3 separate regions of the Homo sapiens genome follow, and regions 2 and 3 are each linked to region 1. The links are chromatin loops, found by intact Hi-C in ENCODE. Cell type or tissue: PC-3. All regions are shown on one strand.

Evidence for each region. Hi-C counts contacts between places; a loop is a spot of excess contacts. Peaks named below come from ENCODE experiments on the same cell type or tissue, not always from the same donor. Only the 100,000 strongest peaks of a DNase experiment are listed, where the experiment ranks them.
Region 2: a loop joins it to region 1, with 3 times the contacts of the local background. A loop is called at or near these places in 1 of 110 quality-filtered maps.
Region 3: a loop joins it to region 1, with 7 times the contacts of the local background. A loop is called at or near these places in 1 of 110 quality-filtered maps.

The regions. Positions count from the first base shown.
Region 1 is chr6:109,335,677-109,338,176 of GRCh38, reverse strand. It overlaps the pseudogene CCDC162P. Among named protein-coding and RNA genes, the nearest start is that of CD164, 46 kb to the left of the region's middle. In PC-3, no CTCF peak of the experiment used is centred here; a DNase peak (open chromatin) is centred at 1,326; H3K27ac peaks cover 2,321 bases.
Region 2 is chr6:109,256,220-109,258,719 of GRCh38, reverse strand. It overlaps the pseudogene CCDC162P. Among named protein-coding and RNA genes, the nearest start is that of CD164, 120 kb to the left of the region's middle. In PC-3, no CTCF peak of the experiment used is centred here; no DNase peak of the experiment used is centred here; H3K27ac peaks cover 677 bases.
Region 3 is chr6:109,203,595-109,206,094 of GRCh38, reverse strand. It overlaps the pseudogene CCDC162P. Among named protein-coding and RNA genes, the nearest start is that of CEP57L1, 110 kb to the right of the region's middle. In PC-3, no CTCF peak of the experiment used is centred here; a DNase peak (open chromatin) is centred at 1,454; H3K27ac peaks cover 2,500 bases.

The DNA.
Region 1 (2,500 bases):
GCCCTTTTCAGTTAGAGAAAAATACTTCAACTGTCTTGGCCTCCATTTCCAAACTGGCCTCCCCTTGACACCTCAGCCCAAACATCCCTTTTCTTTTTTGGAATGCATTTTATTTTATTTATTTATTTAGTCTGAGACAGAGTTTTGCCCTTGTTGCCCAGGCTGGAGCGATCTTGGCTCACCGCAACCTCCACCTCCCGGGTTCAGGCAATGCTCCTGCCTCAGCCTCCCGAGTACCTGGGATTACAGGCATGCTCCACCACACTTGGCTAATTTTGTATTTTTAGTAGAGACGGGGTTTCTCCATGTTGGTCAGGTTGGTCTGGAACTTCCGACCTCAGGTGATCCACCCACCTCAGCCTCCCAAAGTGCTGGGATTACAGGCGTGAGCCACCGCGTCTGGCCTGGAATGCACCTTAACTGGCATCAAAAGAAAACAAGAAACAACAACAAAACTCCCCAAAGTAACAACAAAAACAGAACAAAACAAAACCAGTACAAAATAACAAAAGCGACCAAAAAACTCAAGAAAAAAAAATGCACCCTAAGGAGGGTTGCTCACCAAAAGTGAAAGCACACTCCTTGGTGTTCCTGCAGTGGACCTTCACTGACGGGACTTCTACAGGTGACACAAGCAAATGACTCTAAGGCATCCCATAGCTGGCTAGCCCTGAGAGTGTGGATGTGAGAAATGGAGAAGAGAACCTTTTAATAGGAAATGACCTACCTGGCCAGCACTGTCTTCAGGTGGACCCTGGCCTCTTTGTGTAGCATCTAATTCCTGGGCAGGAGAAAGCAGTACACAACCAAACTCTAACATTTAGTCTTCCAACCATGGCTCAGGTCAGTACAACACATTCCAAACACCTCCTATTTGTGTTAATGGAGCCCCATTTTGAGAACCTTAGGCTGTGCCTGGAGCTGAGACTGTGTGAGTTGCCCCACTGGACTTCAGGATGCCTAACACAGCCTCAAAAGACAACATTGACTTCCAGGTACCCACACTGATGCCAAGAACTGAGTAATGGGGATAGCCCAAAATAGGGGTGGCTCCAAGGCTCGTTGTTCATCATTTCAATGCTTCATTTGGTGTTTTGGCTAGTGGTTTAGACTTTTGAACTTTTCTAAGGTATAAACTAAAATCACACTAAATCTCTGATGCAATCTACCTTCACAATAGTGGGCAGCCCAGGGCAGGAGGACTGACTCTTCCATCCCACCAGCAGGCTCATATTTTAAGGAAGTCTCCCAGTGAGACTGACCCATGACATGCATCCTGAAGAGAGAGTTTACTCAAGGATCCTGGCTTCTTTCCCAGACCAGGAACAGCGCACGGTGCCTTGTGTTTGCTGAGGGTGGAAAGGACAGCTATGTACCTTCCCCTGCAGGGCCAGCCCCTTTGTTGCTCACCTTTCGTATTCTCCACTGGACACTTCCCAAGCACATAACCTAGTGTGCAACTGAGAATACCAGAGCCCAGGAGAATGATTGAGCCAATGAGTAGAGAGATTTGAGGGTACCATTCACCCTCAGTTCTGGCATAAGAACCACTGTATGTATCCCAACCCCCTCAGTTTTACTTTTCTCTTCTGAGTGCCTCCTGAGCCTCCCTGCCCATGCCCATTCCCCACTGCAGTTCTTCTCTCTCTGGGAACCTACTTGCTCTTTCTGGCTGAGCCTCTGCCTAGCATGATGCAACACATGCTCATAGCACATGGAGTAGGTCTCAAAGTTGCTGCATTCTCTTGCCATCACATCACAACCCAGGGAAAGGAGGCAGGCCTCAAGGTGATCTTTCCTGAAAGTGATCTGAAAGGAAAGAGGCATTCATTATTCACAGCCACTCCAGCAGTGCAGCCTCATCATGCCAGGGCCCCAGGCACTCTTTGCCTTGGCTCACAGACCCACTTTTGTTTCTCCTCTATATCCAACCATGGGCTCTAGCCTTGCAAGCCTCTCTTTCAAGTCAGCTTTGAACATTTGTAAGGACACGAGGACAATGGAAGCCCACATAGCGCATGTCAAAACATTGAAAGGTTATAAATCAAACTAACAAAATATCAGAATGAAATGTTTAATTCTCCTACCTTGAAAAACAGACCTGAAAAATGACCTGGAAAGCCAGATTTGAATTTATTATTCCTGGACTACTCTGAGTTTTTTTGTTTTTTTTGGTTTTTTTAGACGGGGTCTCACTCTGTCGCCCAGGCTGGAGTGCAGTGGTGTGATCTCAGCTCACTGCAGCCTTCACCTCCCAAGTTCAAGCAATTCTTCCACCTCAGCCACCCAAATAGCTGGGATTACAAGGGTGCACCACCACACCCGGCTAATTTTTGTATTTTTAGTAGAGATGGGGTTTCACCATGTTGGCCGGGCTGGTCTCAAACTTCTGATCTCAGGTGATCCAGCTGCCTCGGCCTCCCAAAGTGCTGGGATTACAGGTGTGAGAGTCACCCGGCCGACTACTCTCAGTTCTATGCTGTAGTGTGGTGACCTGGGG
Region 2 (2,500 bases), 79 kb after region 1:
GTGAACAACACACATATTAACAATACTTAAATTCAGAAAAATAATGATATGAATGCATTTGATTGGTGATGTTTAAATTCAATTTTGTTCTTTCTGCTTTTACTAGAATTCTCTGTGATTTTATATTATTTTGATCACTGTAAAATAAAATCAATTTTTACTTTAGGCAGGAGGGGATAGGAGGCCAAGGCAGACCTATAGAGCAGACAGTTTTGGCAGTGGGGGGCCCATGAAAGTTTCTTTGTCACACAGCAAGAACGCACACAGAATGAGGTCAAATTGGAAACCCAGGGGTAAACTTGACAGCCTTAACAGAAAAAGAAAATCATTAAAATCCAACTACAAACACCATATAAATCATTAACCCACAATTTTAACCATGGAGCAGTAGAGCTGAAAGGGGCTTCAGAGATCATCGAGCTCACCTCCACCTACCTCCCCTACCAAGTACACAAACATAGTTTTACAAAAAAAGGAAAGTGAGGTCAGAGAGGCTAAGATATATGCTCAGAGTCACACAGCAAGTTAATGGCAGGACTGAACTTGAATTCAGATCCCTGACTCCTTACTCAGTGCTTTCTGTCTTCTACCAGATCTTGACAAAAAGAACACATTTAGGAAGTGTCTTAGTGGAAAGAAAATATATCATTTTTAATTAAAATGTATTTGTTAAAATATAAATAATAAACCAGAAAACATTTCCCACATACCCATGTATATCACCTTTTAAATTTTAATTGTAGCAGTATGTTTATAAATGAGAAACTTTGACCCAATCCCCCAAAAAATGACATAAAAATGTTGACAAGGCCTATGACTGAGCTCTGTCTCTAGCCAAATAATGGGGGAATAGAGCCAAACAGAAAAACAAAGCTAAATAGTAACACCTGGAAAAAAACATTCTCCTTGCCAAGGACCCAACTACCCCCTTCAAAAAGAACTTACATCTTTCTGGAGCTGTGTACTGTACCAGGCCTCAGGCGTGGCTGGGGTGAGCCACAGGTCCAGGGCCAGCTGCAGGACATGTCGCTCCAGGGAGGCAAGGCCACTGGCTGATGTGGGTCTGCAGGCATGGCAGGCCTCTTGGAAGAGATGCTCTAGGGCTTTGGGGATAAGTGCTGCCAGGCTGAGGGAAGGGTGGAACTCCAGCAGATAAACATTTTTTGAAGCTGGGCTTGAAGAAAAGAACAACAAATGACAATTTTACACAACAAACTTAATCTGTTTCCGAAGATATTTGAATTTTATATTTTTAAAGACCAATAAAACAGCTTCTATATGTCCAGTGCATTATGAAAAACTGAGAGCTCAGAGGGACCTCAGAGTATGAGAACCAACAGGGTTGCATGACATGTTCTTTGTTTAATGTGAACCTTTCAAAACGGAAAGACACAGATGTATATTCTAGAAGCTCAATAAGAATAAGACTATACAGGCCGGGCACAGTGGCTCACACTTGTAATCCCAGCACTTTGGGAGGCCGGGCGGGCGGATTACGAGGTCAGGAGATCGAGACCATCCTGGCTAACACGGTGAAACCCCGTCTCTACTAAAAATACAAAAAAAATTAGCCAGGCGTGGTGGCGGGCGCCTATAGTCCCAGCTACGCAGGGGGCTGAGGCAGGAGAATGGCGTGAACCGGGAGGCGGAGCCTGCAGTGAGCCGAGATTGCGCCACTGCACTCCAGCCTGGGTGACAGAGAGAGACTCCGTCTCAAAAAAAAAAAAAAAAAGACTATACAGCAAAACTGTCAATAATCAATATTTACTCAAATATATAACAAAATAGCTCAAAAGTGACTACATAAAAAACAAATAATTTCCATGGTTATTAGTTTCTATTTTTCATCTGAATCTTTATCTCTGCTCTCCTAGAATGTTAATGGACAAAGACAATTTTTAAATGCTGTATGTAACTGCTGGAATCATTCAAATTGACTGTAAGGGTGTTATATTTCATAAATGGATGAGGCCAGAAGCAAAAAAAAAAAACTCATCTGTGGGTTATTTCTTTAGATATAAAGGGTTCAGCACAAGTCGAGGGTCCTTCTATACCTACACAGAACTGAAGAACATTGTAACTCCCTTTACATTGATGCAAATGGTATCTTTCTTAGTCCCGAATCTTTAAAAAAAAAAACAAAAAACAAAAAACAGCCTAAAGTCTGGAAAGGAATCTCACCAAGCAAATAATACTTGCTTTTGAGACTATTCTGGCAGGTTTTAGTATCCATATAACCCTAGCCTGTTCTGCCAAAAACCATTTCCTGAACAGTAAATGTTTGCCATAGCAAGCTGCACACACACAGCTGGTGTCTCAAGTTTATTACAGAGAAGAAATCAGTCCTGTGGAAGGTCTATGGGGAAAATGCAGAGTTTTGAGCCCGGGGCTCTTTCTCAAAAAATGAGAATCTCCCCTATTTGGTCCCGTGATGCCCTGCCTGCTCCCAAGATAATACCATAACCCATTATGGCAATTTCTTACACAAAGTCTGCCTTTA
Region 3 (2,500 bases), 130 kb after region 1:
CAGCAGGGACCCTAAATCCATCAGAGTTGGTCATTGCACTTTATTTACAGGGCAAAAGAAAGTTCACCCACAGACTCCATGTGACTCCACATTTAAAACATCTTTCATATTAATAAACTGTATTTCAAAAATAAGTTCTGTTGCTGTAAACACCATTAACACTCAAATTTATATCTCAGCCCTAAACTCCAGCCTATTATATCCAACTACTCCTTTGATATCTATTCTTGGATATCAAGTGTAACAATCTAAAACAGAAAGTCTGGCTTCCCTTACATAGACTACCTTGTTCCTCAAGCACTAGATGGAACTAGGAGAAATCTTTGATTTCTCTCAGTCCATCCTGATTCACTCCTATGGTCTGAATGTGTTCCTCTAAAATTTAAATGTTGAAACCTAACCCCCAAGGTGATGGCATTAGTAATAGAATTTGGGGATGTGATTAGATCATGATGGTAGAGCCCTCATGAACAGCATTCATGCCCTTACAAAAGAGGCCTGAGGGAGCTTGGCTTTTTTCTTCCACCATGTGAGGACACAGGGAGAAGCAGAAGCCTGTAGCCTGGAAGAGGACCTTCCAGAACTTGACCATGCTGGCCCCCGATCTTGGACTTCCCAGCCTCTAGAACTGTGAGAAATATATTTCTGTTCTTTATAAGCTACCCAGTTTATGGTATTTTGTCAAAGCAGCCTGAATAGACTAAAACAGTCATACAAAATTTATTTGATTTTATTTTAATTTTTAGATGGAGTCTCACTCTGTCGCTAGGCTGGAGTGCAGTGGCGCAATCTCAGCTCACTGCAACCTCCACCTCCCAGGTTCAAGTGATTCTCCTGCCTCAGCCTCCCAAGTAGCTGGGACTACAGGCTCATGCCACCACGCCCAGCTAATTTTTGTATTTTTTTTTTTAGTAGAGAGGGGGTTTCACCATGTTGGCCAGGATGGTCTCGATGTCTTGACCTCGTGATCCGCCCACCTTGGCCTCCCAAAGTGCTGGGATTACAGGCGTGAGCCACCGCACCTGGCCAAGATTTTTCTTTTCTTCATGATACAATCAATCCTTGTTGTTTGTGGATTCCATGTTTGTGATTTTGCCTACTATCTAACATTTTTTGTGACTCAAAACTCAATACTAGTAGAGTTTTCACAGTCACTCATAGGCGTGTGCAGGGTGGTAAAAATTTGAATCACTCAATGGGCATATTCTCAATTCAGTATGAACAAGGCAACACTCTGCCTTCTTGTTTCTGCTCGCATATTACAAACAAGGATCCTTTTGTGGTCCATTTAGTGCCACATTCTTCACATTTTTGTGCTTTTTGGTGGTCATTTTACTGTTGAAAATGGTCCCCATGGGTAGTGCCAAAGTAATGTCTAATGTTCCTAAGCATTAGAAGGCTGTGTGATGTACCTTTTGGAAAAAATACATGTGTTAAATAAGCTTCATTCAGGCATGAATTATAGTGCTGTTAGTCATTAGTTCAATATTAATGAATCAACAATATATTTTAAATAAGATGTCTTTAAACAGAAACACACATAAAACAGTTATGTATTGATGAGTGTTCCGACGAGAGGTTCACAGGAACTAACTCTATTTCCCCTAGGGGTAACGATTCAATATTTGCTAACTCAGTGTTCCTGGTGACTTTCCAGAACACAACTACCTTGAATAACAAGAATTGACCATAGTTAGCACTACCTAAAATCATCTTATTTAGTCTGCTTACTTGCATATTGTTTGTGAACTGTGTATCTCCAGCATGAACGGCCACACCTGATATACAATATGTACCAAATAAATAGTTTTTGACTCAATGGTTGGATTTACACAAGTCAATCACACCCTTGGATAGTAAGCTTAGCTCTTGCCAAGTATCTGAGATCATTAGTAATAAGCAGGGAGTTTGGGCCCATTAGAGTGGGGTACTGGCATCTGGAGAACCTTCAGAGAAGGCAGATTAGCATAGCAAACTTCGATATAGAGCCAAGGCAGGCAAAAAGCTGGGACAGTGTGGCACACAAGGCCAGGTTCTCTGAGTTGCCTCCCTTGAGGACAGGGAAGCATCTCCCCTAGTCAAAGAGGACAGTTTGCTGAGGGCACTAAGGAGAGGGGACAACAGGGACTACATAAACCTGTTGTTGCCAGGTTGCCTAGCCTGCTTAGATGACACTGTGACACTGCTGACATCACTGATAGATGACTATCACTACAAGTCTCTTTACCTTTATGAAGGAAATCCAGTTGGCTTTCTTTTTCAGGGTCATTCTGGGTCCTGCCAAACCCAAATTATCTGCTTTAGCTATTCCAGCTTCACAGTCTGGAAACATTTGCAATCTCTGTTGCTCCATGAAGACGCTTTGAAATTTTTGGGAAACCTAAACAGGATGAAGTGAGAAGTGGAATCCAGAAAAAAAGTCTCAGAGAGTGGGCAATTTCAAAAACAGCTACTGGTTGTCTTTGAAATAGCCTTGGAATCAAACTAATTTATAAAACAC